Regions from separate parts of the Homo sapiens genome. Here region 2 is linked to region 1. Evidence: read pairs that join two places in POLR2A ChIA-PET (ENCODE). Cell type or tissue: IMR-90. All regions are shown on one strand. Links, peaks and the distances in the headings refer to the core of each region. The heading gives the core; the rest is flanking DNA.

What was found. Peaks named below come from ENCODE experiments on the same cell type or tissue, not always from the same donor. Only the 100,000 strongest peaks of a DNase experiment are listed, where the experiment ranks them.
Region 2: POLR2A ChIA-PET joins it to region 1 with 14 read pairs; 5 of 35 experiments call an interaction of 5 or more read pairs at or near these places.

The regions. Positions count from the first base shown.
Region 1 is chr20:524,985-535,394 of GRCh38, reverse strand. It overlaps CSNK2A1 (casein kinase 2 alpha 1), which reads left to right. Exons shown (of 14, transcript NM_177559.3): 2 at 7,346-7,462. Among named protein-coding and RNA genes, the nearest start is that of CSNK2A1, 14 kb to the left of the region's middle. RefSeq lists an enhancer at 664-713. In IMR-90, for the core only: no CTCF peak of the experiment used is centred there; a DNase peak (open chromatin) is centred at 5,984; H3K27ac peaks cover 282 bases.
Region 2 is chr20:609,125-619,534 of GRCh38, reverse strand. It overlaps TCF15 (transcription factor 15), which reads left to right and starts at 9,226. Exons shown (of 2, transcript NM_004609.4): 1 at 9,226-9,822. The coding sequence starts at 9,298. RefSeq lists enhancers at 2,637-3,836, 7,318-7,818, 7,819-8,319 and silencers at 9,019-9,128, 9,139-9,308. In IMR-90, for the core only: no CTCF peak of the experiment used is centred there; no DNase peak of the experiment used is centred there; H3K27me3 peaks cover 2,210 bases.

The sequences.
Region 1 (10,410 bases), core at 4,722-7,221:
ATGAAAATAGACTATTGCCTAGCAATTAAGTATTCAAGCATGTATTTTGCCACATAATTTATTGTGAGAAGGTTATCAATGTCAAATAAAATGCTTTCATTATTTGCTTCTATTTGTCTGTCTTCCTGACCAGTTCATTTTTCCTTCCAGTGAAGCCATCTTGAGCTAGGGTTTTCTTTGTGGGTAGTTGTTAATTTTTTTTGTAGAGACAAGGTCTCACCATGTTGCCCAGGCTGGTCTCAAACTCCTGGGCTCAAGCAGTCCTCTTAACTCAGCCTCCCAAAGTGCTGAGATTACACTCATGAGCCACCACACTGGTCCGAAGAAATTTTTTTTTTTTTTTTTTTTTTTTTTTTTTTTGGGAGATAGCATCTCACTCTGTTGCCAGGCTGGAGTGCAGTGGCACGACCTTGGCTCACTGCAACCTCCACCTCCCGGGTTCAAGCAATTCTCCTGCCTCAGCCTCCCAAGTAGCTGGGACTACAGGCGCACGCTGCCACGCCTGGCTTTTTTTTTTTTTTGTATTTTAGTAGAGATGGGGTTTCACTGTGTTTCCCAGGCTGGTCTCTAACACCTGAGCTCAGGCAATCCACCCATCTCGGCCTCCCAAAGTGCTGGGATTGCAGGTGTGAGCCACTGCACCCAGCCTGGTCTGAAGAATTTTTAAACACCACAGCTAAGGACCTGAGCATTCATCTGCAGCTACCTATATGCTCTTGTTACATACAGTTGTTATACTAGGGGGTTTTTCACAGCCATCTTTTATGACTGTTTTTGGAAAACATCACATTGACCTTCATACATATTCAAAACTTTAGGCTTTGTTGCATCTGGAGTCCAACACTGAGGCCCACAGATGTCACCAGCCCCCAGCCAGCAAGGTGGGGCATGTCTCAGTTGTCTTCCTTTCTCCCTTCAGTAGCCACACAGAAAAGCTTTTCCATCATTTAAAATCTGATTTTTATACAATTGTGGCCTGGTGGCCAGCCCATTCAGGTAAAAGAATAATGAAGAAACCTGATTATTGAAACTCAGTATCCCACCCCTACCTTGCCTCCAAATTTAAAGCAGTTCATTTTATTATAGTGTTTTGGATAGGCTGTTAATAAATCAGTTTGGAGAACTAAGGAAATAGTATTAAATTTAGTGAAAAGAACCTATTTAGGCTTTGGATCCTAAACAGATCTGGCTTCCACCACTTAGTAATCCTGTTGTTTTTGGCAGATTATTTAACCTCTGAATCTGTTTATTTCTAAAATCAGAATATGCATCTGATACTGTGCCTGGTTTGTAAGAGGCATTCAAATGGTAACAGTAGTTATTACATTCATAAGTGCTGAATTTTTCTTTAGATTACTGTATATCCCAAATGAAGTTTTCCATCTTTTGGTTCCAGAGGGTAATAGCCAGTGGAGTAAAGTTTCACATTGTGACTTTATTTTGCTTATATGGCGTGGTAAAAAGGTGTATAGATGATGACTATATTGTAAGAGACAGTACTGGAATTCCGATTTCTCTTAGGTGTTTGGGGTAGAACTATTAATCCAAATCAAACTGCTTGGATTTTCTTCTAATACCTCCCTTCATTGGGAGACCTCACACTGTTGCTATGTCATTTATGTCACATTGACACTCAGATCCCTTTTCTGGGTTGAAGGTGGAGAAATGTAATTCACACAAAAGGCCCAAATGCTAATGTTTTCTGTTTTACTGTACTTCCTGGTTTGTTTTATGGAAGTAATACTTCCGTGTATTGGTTTAATTTTTTTGTATGTATGTATGTATTTATTTTGAGACAGCGTCTCGCTCTGTCACCCAGGCTGGAGTGCAGTGACATGATCTCGGCTCATTGCAACCTCTGCCTCCTGGGTTCAAGTGATGCTTCTGCCTCAGCCTCCCAAGTAGCTGGGACTACAGGTGTGTGCCACCACACCTGGCCTATGTGCATTGTTTTTAAAAACAAACATGTTGTATGTTTTGTATGTAGGAATAAAAGCAGAAGGCCCCTAGGGGCATGTTAGGATTTATAATCTCCTAAAGTTAAATATTCTGCAAGTTTACACAAGCAGTAACTTCATGAATTACTAAGTATTACTGAGAGTATTTATGTTCCAAATTCGAAGCCTTAATCAAACCAGAAAAAAACATATTCTGTTGGGTTTGAACAGGTAGTTTTCTTATTCATTGTATACTTAGAACCTTGGGACTTAAAGGTCAGAGAGTCAAGGGAACTGCCAAGGAGTTAGTTGCTAGATATTTTTTTGTTTTTTTGAGCTGTATATATTTCCCCACTTGAAAAAACAAAAACACTACTACTTATATGGCATTAGTATGATAGGTGAGAGAGAATGTTGTTGGCCATGGTTACCACCTTAAATTGACATGGGAAAAGAGAATCAATATGAAGTGGAGGAAAAAAAACAATAACTTCATTTAATCATACATTTTTACCGTTAACCTGTTTTCTTTTGGCTTATCCTTCTGAGCTAGGGTAAGGAGGCTTGTTTTGTCTTTGTTGTTTTTGTTTTTTTGTGTCAGTGACCTCCAAATAGATGATCTTCCAGACGAAATGGTTGCCTGTTAGTACATCTGGTCTATACTTGAAAGCTGCAAAAGGTGATTGCGTATCTCTTGAAATAAGAGGAATTGTGAAATAGTTTTCTCAACCTGCTGCATGGATTTTGACTATTCAGGTCGTGATCTCCACAAGTTATTTAAACTAGAATTTCTCAACCAGTGTATTGTGTTAGGGTGCGTTACAGATGTGTTGAGATACTGGTCCCCTCACACCTCTGGCCATTCATGCAGAATATAGTTTGGATACAGCATCCAAACTAATGACCTCAGATCCAGAGCAGTCTTGATCATTTACCCCATTGTGCCATACAAATATTATTTTCTGTCTTGACTGTAAAAAAGACTGGGAGCAGTGGCTCACACCTGTAATCCCAGCACTTTGGGAGGCCGAGGCGGGCAGATCACAAGATCAGGAGTTCAAGACCATCCTGGCCAACATGGTGAAACCCTGTCTCTACTAAAATACAAAAAAAAAAAAAAAAAAAAATTAGCCGGGCATGGTGGCGCTTGCCTGTAGTCCAGATACTCAGGAGGCTGAGGCGGGGGAATCGCTTGAACCCAGGAGGCGGAGGTTGCAGTAAGCCGAGAGCGTGCCACTGCACTCCAGGCCTGGCGACAGAGCGAGACTCCATCTCAAAAAAAAAAAAAGTTAAAAGTTTAGAAAAACTGGGAGCACTAATTTAGAAAGCTCAGTAATTGGATATCTGAACAGTTTTAAGATTCAAGGGGGTAAACAATCTGAAAATAATCTTGGTTTTAAGTTTTTAAAGCCATTTTAAGGTACCTCTCTGACCCACAAGTAATTCTCTTTGGACACATGATTCAAAGGATATGCTTTAAAATACAAGACTGTGAACAATTTAAGGTTGGACAGTAGTGAAGAAATTCAAGTTCTTATTTTCTAAGCAGTAATGTGAGGCAGAAGTAAAGTTCCCTTTTGTAAAACTGTTATCTCTACCTGACTAACTCTGAATGCTACTGTATCTTTTCTGAGGCTGACATTTTGTTAATCATTCATCAAGCTTGGGTCTCATACTCTGAAGCCTAGGATACATTGTCTTCTTGTCTTCCTTCAGGAAAGAATGGCATATACTTAGTTTGAGCAGTTTAATTTTTTAATATTTATGTAAATCACCAAGTTAGCCTTCTTAGATGAGTTTCTGTTTGTCTAACTCAGGAATTATTAATTTTGCTGGAGTTTACAGATTTCCTGAGCCTGTAATAATTTTTTTCTTCAAAAAAAAATGTACATGTACATGCTGCTTTATATACATTTACCAGAGAGTTCATGGCCACTGATCTCATTGTTGAGCTGCATTTTCAGTTCCAAAATTTGTGTAGTCTAAATAAGAGTTCCCCCATCTTATTATTTGTAAATTTATATATTTAGTATAAACCAGGGATTGATTGCTCAAATGCCTTCAGGAGTCGAGTCAATAAGGTAAATGAAGAGTTGTCCAGGTTTACGTGTGGTATCTCCATTGGGTGTCTGTTAAAAGAGCCAGTTGTTGGACAGTCACAGCTTAGCATATCCAGCAGGTTTTTGTCAGTGCAGGAATGAAGAGTCATTGTTACCAGACAGACAGACCTACCTGCCCTCCCTCCTGCTTTATTTCTTTTAAGAAATAGAAAGTTAAATTTTTTTTTAATTTTGGTAACTGTCACTTTGAAAAATATTAATTGTGAAAAATTTTAATACATAATTCACCTTAATACCTTTTCTTTTGTTTTTTGAGACGGAATTTCACTCTTTTCACCCAGGCTGGAGTGCAATGGCGCGATCTCAGCTCACTGTAACCTCTGCCTCCCAGGTTCAAGTGATTCTCCTGTCTCAGGCTCCCAAGTAGCTGAGATTACAGGTGCCCACCACCACACCTGGCTAATTTTGTATTTTTAGTACAAATGGGGTTTCATCATGTTGGCCAAGGCTGTCATGAACTCCTGACCTCAGGTAATCCGCCTGCCTCAGCCTCCCAAACTGGTGGGGTTACAGGTGTGAGCCACTATGCCTGGCCCCTGATTTACTTTTTAAAAACAGTGTGAAGGCTGGGCACTGTGGCTCATACTGTAGTCCCAACACTTTGGAAGGCTAAGATGGGATGATCGCTTGAATCCAGGAGTTCGAGACCAGCCTGGGCAACATGGCGAAACCCTGTCTCTACTAAAAATGCAGAAAATTAACTGGGCGTGGTGGCGCACACCCATAGTCCCAGCTACTTGGAAGACTGAGGTAGGAGGATCACTTGAGCTCAGGAGTGTGAGGCTGCAGTGAAGTGAACTATGATCATGCCATTGCACTCCAGCCTGGGTGACAGAGCAAGGTCCTGACTCTAAAAAAAAAAAAAAAAAGGAAAAAAAGTGAAAAACTTGTACACATATGCACCTAGCGACATTATTTCATAGTAGCCAAAAAGTGGAGACAGTCCAAATATCTGTCAGTGAATGGACAACCAGAATGTGATGTATTTATACAGTGAATTCAGCTGTAAAAGGAAATGAATTACTGATACTTGCAACAACGTGGATAAACTTGTAGACATTTTGCTAAGTGGAAGAGGCCACATATTGCATGATTCCATTTATGTGAAATGTCCATAATAGGCAAATACATGAAGACAGAAAGCAGATTATTGGTTGCCAGAGGATTGTAGGAAGAGGCTATTGGGAGTTAATCCTCTGAGGTACTGGGTTTCTTTTTGGGGCGATGAAGTGTTCTGGAATCAGATAGTGGTGATGGTTCCACAGCATTGTGAATATACGAAAACACACCATTTTAGGGTACTGATTGTACCCTAAAATGATGAGTTTTATGTTACATGGATTTTATCTCAATTTTTAAAAGTAATATGTGAGCCAAATAGGAGATATACACACAGAGTAGTCCTGTTCCCAGCCATCTGTGGGAAATATATTCCAAGATCCCCAGTGGATGCCTGAAACCACAGATAATACCAAACCTGATTATCATCAGTTGGAACACAGTTTTCTGTTGATGTCTTCTACCCACAAATTTAATGCCTTTTCCATTTTAACTAAGCATTTATCACATACTGCGGTCATAACTTTTGCAGTTTGAGGTACAACAGCAAAACAAATGTGAATTTATTTTTCCCTCTTCACATTATCACTGATAGAAGATTTGTTCTTACCATAGATCTTAGCAATTTCCACATATGATTTTTTTTTCCATATTAAGTCAAGAACTTTTACCTTTTTACTTAAAGGAAGCACTTTACAGCTTCACATTGGCATTTCCAGATTCTCAGCATCGCTACTCTTGCACTTTGGGGCATTTCTTAAGTAAAATAAGGGTAACTTGAAGACAAGCACTGCAATACTGCAACATTCAAGTAACCAAGAAGGCTACCAAGTGACTAATGAGCAGGTGGCATATACAGCTGGACAAAGGGATGATTCACATCCAGGGCTGGATGGTACTAGATGGTGCAAGATTTCATCACATTACTCAGAACCATGTACAATTTAAAACATGGCTGGGTGCAATGGCTCATGCCTGTAATCCCAGCACTTTGGGAGGGTAAGGCGGGAGGATTGCTTGAGCCCAGGAGTTCAAGACTAGCCCGGGCAACATAGTGAGAAACCTTCTTTACAAAAAAAAAAAAAAAATAGCCAGGAGTGGTGGTGCATGCCCGTGGTCCCAGCTACAAGGGAGGCTGAGATGGGAGGTAGAGGCTGCTACAGTGAGCTACGGTTGCACCACTGCACTCCAGCCTGGGTGACTGAGTGAATCCTCGTCTCTAAAAACAAACATGGAAAATAAAACTTATGACTTATTTATTTCTGGAATTTTCCATTTAATATTTTCAGACTGCAGTTGACTGCGGGTAACTGAAACCATGGGTATGGGGGTTGGCTGTGTTTGTGGTCACCAGTTTACAGTCCCTTGCTGTAGAACAGAAGAATAGGCTGTGAATCTAGACGAATGTTTTCCAATCACTACCTCTGACATTGGGAAGGTTATGCAGTTTTGCCTTCTGTAAAATGAGAAAGACATTACTTAGGTCATGGACTTGCTGGTTTAACAGTGATAAATCTGGCTGGGCATGGTGGCTCATGCCTATAATCCCAGCACGTTGGGAGGCCAAGGTAGGAGGATTGCTTGAGCTTAGGACTTCCAGACCAGCCTGGGTAACATAACAAGACCTCAGAACAAAAACAAAAGACATCTCAGAAAAAAAAACAAAAGAAAGAAAGAAAAAAAAGAAAAAATTTAATTAGCAGGGGACAGTAGTGTATGCCTATGGTCCCAGCTACTAAGGAAGCTGAAGGAGGAGGATTGCTTGAGCCTGGGAGGTCAAGGCTGCAGTCACCCACCCTGGGTGACAGAGCAAGACCCTGTTACACACACAAAAATGATAAATCCCAAGAATCAGTGACTGACATAGGCATTCACATAATATCTTCAGAATTGAAAGGCAACCAGTTTTTACTGCCCTTACTTCCAGCCTATTCTATTTTTGTCAGTTTTAGGACAACCTACCTTATTAGCTGTTGGTTATTGATCACCTGCGGAGATGATGGTTGTCTGCTATGTAACCTGCCACCATGGCAGTAAAGAAGGGAGTGGGGGAAGGGTGATAATCCTTATATTCTGCAGTTTTCTCACTTTAATCAGGTAGGTTAAATAACATATCCAACATCAGATGTAGGTTGTAGTGGTTCTAGTGTACTTATTCTTTCTGCAACCTTATGATGTCTTTTAAATCCAAGATCCTTTCAGTAACGGAGTACTGAACTGTTTTTGTAGCTCTATCAAGGCTTGTCAAGCAGTGTGCTCATCACATGGTAAATCATGCAGCGTGGAACCTCATAAAATCTCCAAGAAACATCATTCACCCATACTGACTAGTTTCACATCTCTTTGGTAAGTGATAGTAGGAAACCTTTTTCCCCTGGTTTAAAAAGGATGGATGCAATAACATTTATAGGTAAGACTGAGGAGCATTTTAAAAACCACAGGCCGGGCACAGTGGCTCATGCCTGTAACCCTAGCACTTTGGGAGGCTGAAACAGTTGGATCACCTGAGGTCAGGAGTTTGAGACCAGCCTGGGCAGTGTGGTGAAACACGGGGCATCCACCAAGAGAAATAAATCAAAGTCCAAGTACTTGAATTCATAATCTGAGGAGAGAGGTGTATGTAAACAAAACACATTCAGTGTGACAATGTCAGAGAGTATATGGGGTTGCTTTGGCCCTGTAGAAGAGGTACTTGGCCTGTTTTGGAGAAAGATGGGAATGCTTCATAGTGTGCTTCATAGTGGATGTAAAGTTTGCTGATTCTTGAAGGGTGAGTAGGATTTCCCCTAGCAAGCACTATTGGAAGGCATAATCAATGTATAAAAGCACAGAGACCTGGAGAGGAGTGGGAAGCAAGTTCAGTCAGTTTAAACAAATGTTTTGAAAATGTTAATCTGTGCAGTTCAAAGACATTAGAATAGAACAGGTTGAAACAATACTGATTGAATTTATTGGTTATGGGACTATTTATGGTTTTCATTTTTTGTGTCAGTTTTTGTTTTTTCTCCCTGAGAATCAGACTGGGATCTTGTATCAGTTTTGATAAATTATTTTTCTTCTGGGAATTTCAAGTTTGTGGGCACAAAGTTGTTCGTGATATTGTCTTATCTTTTTACCATCTGTAGGATCTGTAGTGATGTATCATTTCCATTCTTGATACTGGACATTTACCCTAATTCATCCCTCACTCCCTCATTTCCATTCTTGATATTGGACATTTACCCTAATATTCATTCTCTCTCTCTCTCTCTCTCTCTCTCTCTCTCTCTCTCTCTCTGTCTGTCTCTCTCTCTTTCTCTCTCTCTCTCTCATTCTTTCTTTCTTTTTTTGAGACAGAGTCTCACTGTCGCCAGGCTGGAGTGCAGTGGCATGATCTCAGCTCACTGCAACCTCTGCCGCCTCCCGGGTTCAAGCGATTCTCCTGCCTTATCCTCCTGCTGGGACTACAGGCGTGTGGCACCACACCCAGCTAATTTTTTATATTTTTAGTAGAGATGGGGTTTCACCATATTGGCCAGACTGGTCTCGAGCTCCTGACCTTGTGATCCGCCTGCTTCAGCCTCCCAAAGTGCTGGGATTACAGGTATGAGCCATCACACCTGGCCCTTCTTTTTTTTTTTCTTAAATCAAGCACACTTACATTTTTAATTTCTTCCCCCCCACCTGCAGAGGCAGGGTCTTTCTCTGTCGCCCTGGCTAGAGTGCAGTGACATGATCATAGCTCACTGCAGCCTCAAACTCCTGGGCTCAAGTGATCTTCCTGCCTTAGCCTCCTGAGTAGCTGGGACTCAGCTAATTTTTTCCATTGTTTTTATTATTAAAAACAATTTTTTTGAGATGGAGTCTCACTGTATTGCCCAGGCTGGTCTCAAACTCCTGGGCTCAAGCAGTCTTCCCGCTTCAGCCTTCCTAAGTATTGGGATTACAGTCATGAGCCACCATGCCTGGCCTAATTTTTAAATTATTTTTGTAGAGATTGGGGGTTGCACTCTGTTGCCCAGGCTGATCTCAAACTCCTGGACTCAGACAATCCTTTGCCTTGGCCTTTCAAAGTGTTGGGATTACAGGCATGAGCCACGGGCTCAGCACGAGCATTTTTAAAGACTCAATTGGTATTGTGGATCCTCTTTGTTTCATATTTCTTTGATTGCTGCTTTTCCCGTTTTTTTCCTTCTAGTTTCTCTGGGCTTCTGTTTTCAAATTTATTGAGATATGTGTAAGTTCTTAATTTTTAGTTTGCTTTTCTAAGTTCAAGTTTATGAATTTTTATTTTCGAATCAGGGCCTTGCTATGTCGCCCAGGCTAGAGTGCAGTGGCATAATCACAGCTCACTGCAGCCTCCACCTCCTAGGCTCAAGTGTTCCTCCCATCTCAGACTCCTGAATAGTTGGACCACAGGTGCATGCCACCACACCTGGCTTTTTTTTTTTTTTTTTTTTTTTAATAGTTTTAAGTTAAAAAAATAGAGACAGGGTCTCACTATGTTGCCTAGGCTGGTCTCCAAACTCCTGAGCTCAAGCAATCCTCACACCTTGGCCTCAGCCTCCCAAAGTGTTGGGATTACAGGCATTAGCCACTGTGCACAGCCTAATTATTATTATTTTTTTTTTCTTTTTTTTTTTTTTTTTGAGATGGAGTCTCGCTCTGTCGCCCAGGCTGGAGTGCAGTGGCACGATCTCGGCTCACTGCAAGCTCTGCCTCCCGGGTTCACGCCATTCTCTTGCCTCAGCCTCCTGAGTAGCTGGGATTACAGGCGCCCGCCACCATGCCCAGCTAATTTTTGTATTTTTAGTAGAGACGGGGTTTCACCATGTTAGCCAGGGTGGTCTCGATCTTCTGACCTCGTGATCCGCCCGCCTCAGCCTCCCACAGTGCTGGGATTACAGGCGTGAGCCACTGCGCCCAGCCGATTTTTAAAATTTTTATTTTTATAGAGGCGAGGTCTCGCCATGTTGCCCAGGCTGGTCTCGAACTCCTAGATTCAAGTAATCCACTCACCTCAGCCTCCCAAAGTGCTGGGATTACAGGCATGAGCAACCACACCTGGCCTAAGTTTATAAATTTCTAAGTCCTGCTTTAATTGTATCCCACGTTTTGAAATATCGTATTTTTATGAACAAACTCTCTATAGCCTATGTTTTTTTTTATTTAAAATTTATTGATTGATTGATTTTGAGGCAGAGTGTCTGTCAGCCAGGTTGGAGTGCAACACTGTGATCATAGCTCACTGAAGCCTCAAACTCCTAGGTTCACATGATCACTTCAGCCTTCTGAGTAGCTAGGACACAGGTGCA
Region 2 (10,410 bases), core at 5,169-7,668, 84 kb before region 1:
TCTACTAAAAATACAAAAATCAGCCAGGTGTGGTGGCGTGTGCCTGTAGTCCCAGCTACTTGGGAGGCTGAGGCAGGAGAACTGCTTGAACCCGGGAGGCGGAGGTTGCAGTGAGCAGAGATCCCACCACTGCACTCCAGCCTGGCAACAGAGTGAGACCCTGTCTCGAAAAAAAAAATTTTTTTTGAGTCACTTGATGCATGTTTCCAGGTGAGATCATACAAAGTGACACGCTGCCTTCTTCTTTCAGCTCTCACACTGTAAACAACTGTCCTTTTCAGTCTATTCAGTGCCACATTTTACAAATTTTTGTGTCTTCCGCTGGTGATTGTACTGTTGACAATGGCCCCGGGCATGGTGCTGAGGTGCTGTCTAATGTTCCTAAGCACCAGAAGGCTTTGATGTGCCTTACAGAGAAGATCATGTGAGTTAGATAAGCTTCATTCAGGCGTGAGTTACAGTGCTGTTGGCCATGAGTGCAATGTGAGTGAATCAACAATATGTATTAAACATGGTGTCTTTCAACAGAAACATGCATAAAACAAGCTTAAGTATTGATGAGTTGATGAACATGTTGGGAACAGAATGGTTCACAGGAACCTAAGCCTGTATTTCTCCTAGGAGCAGTGGTTCAGTATTTGCTAATTCAGTGTTTGCAGTGACTTTCTAGAATATAATTATAGCAAATCATGAAATTCAACTGTACTTTCAGGTTTTTTGGTGCTTTTAGTTGTGAAGATAATATTTGGGAGGCATTTTAGTGAGCTACAGTCACAATTAGTGTTGCTGTGTGACAAATTACCCCACAATTTGGTGTCTTAAGCATTTCCTTATGCTCACGGATTCTGTAGTTCAGGATTCAGAATGGGTAGAGCAGTGAAGACTTGTCACTGTCCATGATGTCTGAGGCTTCAATGGCAAAGACTCGATAACTGGGGCTGGAATTGTATGAAAGCCTCTTCACTCATGTGTCTGTTCCTGGAGCTGGGAGAATTGAAAGACCAGAACGACCAGTCAAAAGCATGTGGCCTCTCCATGTGGCCTGGGCTTCCTCATAGCATGGCAGCCTCAGGCCATTCCAACTTGTTCTTGGCAACTCTGAGCTCCAAACTCCTTGAGTTTTCAAAGCAGACTTAAATGGTAGTTTCATTTAGCATTATCTTGATCTTCCACACCATTTTGGTGATTCTGCCACACCTGGCACTGGTGTCAGGGTCAACCTGAGTCAGGTGGGTACCTGACCACACTAAATTATTTAGCACTGCCTTCAACTTAAAAGTCTTTAAACATGAGCTCATCCTTTCCTTAAAGCGATGGAGCTGAAGGAGGGCACCCATGGCAGCACCAACCTCCTCTCTATTCTTGAACAATTCCACTCTGGCCCAAACTTGCATCCTCTACTCAACAAAATCAGTGCTCTTCAACCAAGTAGGCTCACTCTCCCTGGAGCAGAGTTTTGTGAGCATCTGAGCTTAAACTACCCCGGGGGAGGGTCTTCCCTTGTTATCCTCACCACAAGCAACTTATCAAAGAATTCCTGTCCACTCCCTAGCTATGTGACCTTAAGCAAATTACTTAACCTTTCTGCTCTTTAGTCTACTCACCTATAGAACGGGAATATTAATAGTACTTAGCTCATGAGACTGCTGTGAGGATTAAATAAGTTCCTAGCAGAGTGCCTGGCATATTGTTACCCCTCAATAATATTATTATTTCAATTTACATTGCATTTTCCCTGAAAGAAGTACCACGAAATACACTTTTCTCCACCTATTATATTTTCAATGATATTTTTATGTCCCTTAGAAAGTGGGGCTCGGACATATGCCTGTATGTTCCCTCTCTTACCCTGTCTCTTCCTGGTAACCAGCACCCACCTGCTCACTTCCACTTCACTCCTATCAAACATGCTGTCTAGAAAGAATGGATACCCACTCACACTGAGGTAGATGTCAGTGGCAACAGCCCGGAGAAATGTCTGCTAAACTGTATTCTCTATTAGGTGTCTGGTGTTGGGGGCAGGAAGTGAGTCTTTAATCAAGTAAGCCTAAAATAAGCTCAGAAAATGCAGATTGAGACCAGGCACGGTAGCTCATGTTTGTAATCTCAGCACTTTGGGAGGCCAAGGCAGAAGGATTGCTTGAGTCCAGGAATTAGAGACTAGCTTAGGCAACATAGTTGCCTACAAAAAAAAAAATTAAATCTCTACAAAAAAATTAAAAATTAACTGGGTTTGTCACATGCCTGTAGTCCTAGTTATTTGGGAGGCTGAGGTGGGAGGATTGCTTGAGCCTGGGAGGTCGAGGCTGCAGTGAACCATGATTGCATCACTATACTCCAGCCTGGGCAACAGAGTAAGACCTCGTCTCAAAAAAATAAGAAAACAAAATGCAGATTGAAATGAAGCCCAACAAGCTTTTTTGTTGCAGGATTTCTCCGACTCTTTAACATGCTAATGTTGTTGCAGGTCGCTAGGAGGGGGATATAAAATGCAGCTTCTCTGACTTTTTTTAAAAAAAATCATGGAATCCTGAGCATCCGCAAGAACAAGTGTTCCCAGGAATTCACCCTTAAAAATGATGGCTTGGAGGGACCCTGGAGGGACTGAGTTCTAGCATGGTATCAAGGGCATCAGCCCCATACTAGAGGAACCAGATGGGGTCAATGGAGCATTCTCATTAACTGAACATAAAACAAAACCAAACAAAACCTAGCATCTCTATGTAAGGACAGTTTACGTGTTTATTTAACTCACTCATTCGACAGATATTTCTGGATGCGTATTATGTGCGGTGTACTGATCTGGGTCTTGATCTTGCACTCTACGAATTTCTATGGGATGACGCAAGTGGAAAAAAATGCTTTTGGGCCAAATTCTGCTTCCATCACTTGCTGGTTGTGAGAACTTAAGAAAACCCCTTGTGGCCAGGCGCGGTGGCTCATGCCTGTAATCCCAGCACTTTACGAGGCCAAAGAGGGTGGATCACTTGAGGTCAGGAGTTCAAGACCAGCCTGACCAATGTGGTGAAACCCAGTCTCTACTAAAAATACAAAATCAGCCAGGCATGCTGGTGCATGCCTGTAATCCCAGCTACATGGGAAGCTGAGGCAGGAGAATCCTCCTGGGAGGCAGAGGTTGCAGTGAGCTGCGATCGCACCATTGCACTCCAGCCTGGGCAATAATTGTGAAACTCTGTCAAAAAAAAAAAAAAACCCTTGTAAGGATTATATAATGAAAACAGCTAACACACAGCACATACCATGTGCCAGGACTGTTATAAACGCTACATACATTGACTCATTTAATCCTCATAACAACCCTATGAGGCAGGCTTTACTGTGAGCCCTGTTTACAGATGAGGAAACTGAGGCCCAGAAAAGTTTGGTAAATTTCCCAAGATCACACATCTGGTAAGTGGCCTAACTGAGAACTGAAACCAGGCAGTCAGGCTCCCAAATGTGCAAACTTAACCATGTGACATTATTATCTCCAGAGTTAACACCTATGGTATATAACACCTATGGTTAGTTGTTTTCAATAGCCATTCTTCCCTTCTTCCTCACTAACAGAAACCCAGTGTTCAGCTGCACACACGGACACCTACCTGCAAAAGACTATATACTCAGCCTCCTTTTCAGTTAAGTATGGTCAAATGACAAGATCTTGCCAACGGGATGTGAACGGAGTGAGGTTGGTGTTCTACAGATTAAAGCATGCTCTTCCTTCTGCCTCTTTCTCCTTTTTGCCAGTTGGAATGCAGATAGAATGGCTCCTGTGGCCATGTGGCTCTGTAAGAGAACTAGGAAGTGAAAGCTATGTATGGTGCAGTAAAAAGATAGACAGAGCCTGGGTCCCCGGCACCATCTGTTTTAGTTATCTAATGTTGCATAACAAAACACCCTAAACTTACGGGATTACAACATTGATAATTTTTGTGTTTTTAGAGACAAGGTCTTGCTCTGTTGCCCAGGCTGGAGTGCAGTGGTGTGATCATGGCTCACTGCAGCCTCAAACTCCTGGGCTCAAGCGACCCTCCTGCCTCAGCCTCCAGAGTAGCTGGGAACACAGGCATGCACCAGAGCATCCAGCAAATTTCTTTTCCTTTTTTTTCTTTTAGAGACAGGGTCTCACTATGTTACCCAGGCTGGTCTCAAACTCCTGGCCTCAAACGATCCTTTGGCCTCAGCCTTGTGAAGTCCTGGGATTACAGGTGTGAGCCACTGCGCCCAGCCAATAATTATTTATTATCTTTTTTCTTTGTCTTTCTGTATTATCTTTCTTCTTTTTCACAGGTCCTGCAGGTCAGGAATTCAGGATCCACATCCAAGGAGGCTCACTCACTTGGCTGGCAAATTGGTGATGGCTGTAGGCTAGGGACCTTGGTCTCTCTCCACAGACGGCTTGAGTGTCCTCATGGCATGGTGGCTGCTGTCCCCAGAGTAAATGACTCAAGAGAACAAGGCAGGAGCTCAATGCCTTTATGAGCTACATTCAGAAGTCACATACCGTCACTTCTGTCATATTCTTTTGGTCACATGAGTCAAATCTGATTCAATGGGGGAGGGTTCTACACACGCAGATGAATACTAGGAGGCAAGGATCATTGCTGGCAATCTTGGAAGCTGGCGACCACACTGTGGAATGCCAGAGCAGCCCTACCTCCAAAGGCCTTGAATGAGAGAGAAATGCATTTTACTTGTCTCACTGAAGTTAAGGTTGTGAATATACACCTATGAATTCTTGACACAAAGTAAGCCCTCAATAAATGCTAACTGTCATTAGTCTTTTTCTCTAAGCAGGTTGAGGCATAAGACTTTGTCTTATATTCCCCTCTCTACACACAAACATACACACATATACCGCCACCTTCTAGACTGAGGTTTGGTACAAGGTAGGTGTGGGAGGCTGTGTATTAGCCTTTTCATTCATTTGTTCAACAAGTATTCATTATATATATATATACATATATATATACACATATATACATATATATACACATATATACACATATATATACATATATATACATATATATATGTATATATATATATATATATATAGAGAGAGAGAGAGAGAGAGAGAGATGGAGTCTTGCTCTGTCACCCAGGCTGGAGTGCAGTGGCGCGATCTCGGCTCACTGCAACCTCTGCCTCCCAGGTTCAAGCGATTCTCCTGACTCAGCCTCCTGAGTAGCTGGGATTACAGGTACACCACCACGCCTGGCTAATTTTTGTATTTTCACTAGAGACGGGGTTTCTCCATGTTGGCCAGGATGGTCTCAGACTCCTGACCTCAATGATCCACCCGCCTCGGCCACCCAAAGTGCAACAAGTATTCATTATTGCCCACACCGTGATGGAGGCAAGCACAAGGAGATGGAAAACAACCCATATCTCCATCATTGGGAAGTCAGATAATTCCAAGTGCTAGGGTGCATGTGGAGAAAGTGGTCCCTCATGCCCTGCTGCTGGGCATGTAGACTGAGGCAGCCGTCATAGAGTGCAGTAACTGTATGTATTCTCTCCACCCCAGGGATCCTGCCCCCGAGTGTACATCCCAGAGAAATACACACGGGAGTCCATGAGAGTCACACACTGCAAGTCCATCACAGCTTTGCTTGGGGAGGTGGGAACTGGAGGTAGCCAGCATCCATCACTAAAGCGGTGGGAAAAGGAGGCATGGTGGCACACGCACACCGTGCATGCTTAGCAGCAGTGGGAACCAAGGGACTTGAGCTGGACTCAGCACACAGAGCAGTGTCGAGGAAACAAAATAGCCTATGACACAGATCTATTGAAACCACTATTTATATACATTAAAAACCTCCACACACAAATCAACGCCATGCACATTTTATAAAGACACACATATATCCAAAGGCATGCGTCAAAGATATGGGAGTGGGTGCCCTGTTAGGGGAGGGAAATGGAAGTGAGAATCAGGGATGAAGGGAGAAAAGTCAAAATATGGTGTGATGAACACAACAAGACTTTGCAGCAAGGTTGGCAAAAAGTGGCAAAGAGGCCTTCACCATCTGCTACTCTGAACACTGGCAGAGGACTAGGGATGTCTGGTCAGACCCAAAGGGGCAGCATTCCAAGCAGGAAGGACAGCTGGAGCACAGGCTCAGAGTTGTGCACAGCAGGTGCCTCTGAGAAACAAATGCTTTTTGTAGAAGTGAAGGGTGCCCATGGTCAGGGAGGCAGGGACCAGCCTCTACCCTCTCAGCCTGTGACACCTGTCTCCTCTTACCTGGCAGACTCCTACTCAGCCCTCACAGGCCTCTAGGCTGCCTCAGAAGCCATGTGGTTAGGGAAGGAGCAATGGCTTTGGAGTCAGACCAATCTCAGCTCCCACATTGGCCCACCGTGTGACCTCGGGCAAGTCACTTTCCCCTCTTTGAACCTCCGTATCTTCATCTGTAAAATGGGAATAATGACAATACCTACCTCAGAAGGTTGTGTTGGGAAGGAAGTGAGATGAGCAAAATACACAAAGTACCTGCCCCATGGAGCTTATACTCTAGTGGAGGGAGACAGGTGGTAGACAAATAAATATGTAATGTCTCTACTGCTGTATCCGCAGTACCCAGAACTGTGCCTAGCACATAGCAGGTGCTCAGTTAATATTTGTAGAATGAATAAGTGAATGAATGAAAGTCAGTGACAAATGCTATAAAAAGAAATAAAGCAGGATAAGGGGAAAGGGAGAGCTGGGGGTGCTGGCAGGTTGGAGAAGCCATTACTGTTAGTGCTGGTGGTCAGGAAGGGCCTCCCTGAGATAAGATTTGAGTGAAGATTTGAAGGAAATGAGTGAACAAACTATGAGACTATCAGGGGCCAGGGGGGCCAGGAAGAAGTGGGCTCCAGATTTAGTGGGGAGGCCAGTGTGGCTGGAGCAGAGTGAGGGACAGAGAATGGGGGAAGCTGAGGTCCCCTGTGTAGGTGAGCTGAGAATGTGGTAGGAGTCCCCTCCGCACTCCCAGGGACAAGACCTAGAAAAGTCAATGCTGCTCAGCCCTTTCCCAGGCAGTTGGCTGGGGCCAGCCCCTAAAAACAGTAGCACAAACTCCTCTCAGGTACTGAGCACTCCTGTGTGCCAAGCCCAGCTCTACTGGCACAAACTCATGGAACCATCACCAGCCCTGGGAATGGGTACTATTATTATCTCATTTTCAGAGCAGGCAACTGAGACTCTGGGAAGCAGCTAACCTTGGAACCGGAACTGGGTCTCTCTGATACCAGACCCTGGCTTGCTCCTACCACATTGTCTTGAAATCCTTTGTTTACAGCTCGCCTTCCCCTCTCGGCTGCAGAAGGCCTGTCTCAGTCTCATTCATGGTTTTCTTCTACTCCCAGGGTCCCAAGTGTCAAAATATGCCTAAGGAGCAAATAAATGAATGAGCCTACAAGGCAAGCCCCTCTTCGCCTTCCGGGCCCAGTTCACGCCTTGGTTGGCATCTCCAGTTGGAGGTGGAATTGGGAGGGGGCTGGACAGAGGAATTTCAAGCTGCCTGAGGGTCAGAAGCAGAGAGGAGGGGGAGAAGGGGGAGAAAGCGAAAGTGAAGTGAGCTGGGAGCCCCTGTGAGGAGGCGCAGACAGGGAAGGAAATCTCCCGGTAATAATTCATCGGCTCAGGAAGCAGCAGCCTGGTCTGGGGCTGTGTGTGGGACCAGCCCTGCGGGGAGGGGGCCCATGCTGGCTGTTTCCCTCCTCCCCAAAGCCCAGCCTGGCTGGGGTCACGGTCAAATGCTGGCGGTGGGGGGATCCAGGTGTGGGAACAGACTCTCCCGCAGACCCTGGGTCCTAAGGGGCTCCTCCCCCGGCAGTCATGGGAAATCCCTCGCTCCCTCTTCTTCCCCTAATTCTGGCCTGGATCAGGGAAGCCAGGAAAGCACAGCATGGCAGAGCTGCAGGCATCGTCAGGAAAACAGACGCCCAGAGGAGCCAAAATGCACCTAGAAGCCTTTCAACTCCACTCCCTGCGCTCTGTCTGCTACACCGGCTGCCACTCGGGCTTATTTTCAAGGCCAAGTGGATGCTGGTTTAGCTAGTGCCTGGAGAGAGCTGAGCAGCAGGCACGAGTGAGATCGAGACCCCGGCAACCACCTTTGGCTCAGCAATTCTCTGAAGAGGACACGTCAGGCTGAACAATCTAAGGTTTCTAGAAGGCAAGCAGGCATTGAGGAAAGATAGCCCGTGTGTGTGTGATGGGATGGTGGTGGTAGGATTCCAAGAGGTAGTGAAACCGGACAGGCTGGAGCTAGCGCCGCCACTCCCACCTGTACGACTGAAGGCCGGAGCTCTCTGACCTGTAACTCAGGGCTGCCATCCTGCAGCCTCAGCTGGGCGCAATAGAGTATATAGCACCGAGTCTGGTACACAGTAGTTCCTTAACCAAAACGTCAGTTCCGTGAGGGTGAAGAATTTATTTTGTTAATGGCTGTATCCTCAGACCTAAAACCATGTCTGACACATAGTAGGGACCCAACGAATATTTGTTGAAAAAACGAACGAACTACTGGTGTTTGTGTATTGTGGTTTTGTTTTGCTTTTTTTTTTCTTCTTCTTTTTAAGTTTGTCTTCAGGGACAAGACACTGTCGAATCCTCATTTGGAAAGATTATAGCTTTTCTCCAAGTGTTCTCCACGGACACCACCACTATCACCAATGGCTTGTTACAAAATGTAGGTTCCTGGGCCCGTTCCAGAACTGCTCAATCAGAATGGGAGCAATTTGGGACTCTGTAATAGCAAAAGCCCCTTCCCCAGTTCTTACGCACGTGAAAGCTGCAGAACTACAGGATTAGAATTGGAGGGCAGGCAGACACTAGCTGTTTCTCTGCAATCTGAACGTTCCGAACGAGGAAACTGAGGCCCAGAGAGGAGAAAGGGATCTGCCCGCGTCTCCCAGGTGGTCCAGGCTGGAGACAAAAAGTTCGGATCTGGGCCCACCCCGGCCGACCCTCCCAGACCTCCAGCATCTGCCGGGCTAGCCAGCCGGGAACGGGGGCCTTCGGGGTGGGCCGCCGGCTCCCGGGCCGCTTTCAACCTGGGGGACGGAGGCGGTGGGAGCGTCGCCATTGGCCAGGGCGCGGCGGACGCCTCCCCATTGGCCGGGCGGACGCCTCCCCATTGGCCGGGCGGAGCCCTCCGCCCCCGGCCGGGGCGGCCTTGCCATTGGCCCCTCCCTCGCCTATAAGGCGGGGGCCGGCGGGGCCGTGGGAGCGCGCGGGAGCGCACGGCGGGGCGCGGCCGACGCTGGGACGCGGCGCACGGAGGGACGCGGCCGGCGCCCATGGCGTTCGCGCTGCTGCGGCCCGTCGGCGCGCACGTGCTGTACCCGGACGTGCGGCTGCTGAGCGAGGACGAGGAGAACCGCAGCGAGAGCGACGCGTCGGACCAGTCGTTCGGCTGCTGCGAGGGCCCGGAGGCGGCGCGGCGCGGCCCGGGCCCCGGGGGCGGGCGGCGGGCGGGCGGCGGCGGCGGCGCGGGCCCCGTGGTGGTGGTGCGACAGCGGCAGGCGGCCAACGCGCGGGAGCGGGACCGCACTCAGAGCGTGAACACGGCCTTCACGGCGCTGCGCACGCTCATCCCCACCGAGCCGGTGGACCGCAAGCTGTCCAAGATCGAGACCGTGCGCCTGGCGTCCAGCTACATCGCGCACCTGGCCAACGTGCTGCTGCTGGGCGACTCGGCCGACGACGGGCAGCCGTGCTTCCGTGCCGCGGGCAGTGCCAAGGGCGCCGTCCCCGCCGCCGCCGACGGCGGCCGCCAGCCGCGCTCCATCTGCACCTTCTGCCTCAGCAACCAGCGCAAGGGGGTGAGTGTGCTGCGTCCCTCGCTGCGGCCGCCAGGTCGGGGTAGGCGGGGGGCAGCGCCTCTGCGGGAACCGGAGAGGTGCAGGGGTCCCCAACGAGGCCAGGGGGAAGCGACGTGGAATTCGTGCTGGGTGCGGCACCCCAAGCCCAGAACCACTGACTTAATGCCCAGGCCCCCAAACAGAAGGATGCGGGAAAACCCAGAGTTCGGGTCTGATTTAACTGCTCAGTGTGGGATATCCCCTCCAACGAAAGGTGTGCTGGAACTTCCTTCCTGCTGGGAAGACGGCATGAGGACTGAGTAACAAAGACCCATCTTTTATGGAGTCTTCCTCTGTGCCGATGCGCTCCACATCCACTTTTTTGCCTTCACAAGAATCCCTTCAGGCAGGTAGTTTTTCTGCCCATTTTATCCTGATGAGGATCTGAGCATCAGAGATGGGATCACCTGCCCACATTTACTCAGCTGGGAAGCCGGGGCGCTGGCCCTGGGCTTGCCCGGTGTGTGTTGCCCCCACCTTGAAATAATTGTCCCCTGTCCTAAGATCTAACCCAAGAGCAGGAGACTGAGAAGAAAGGAGGCCACAAAC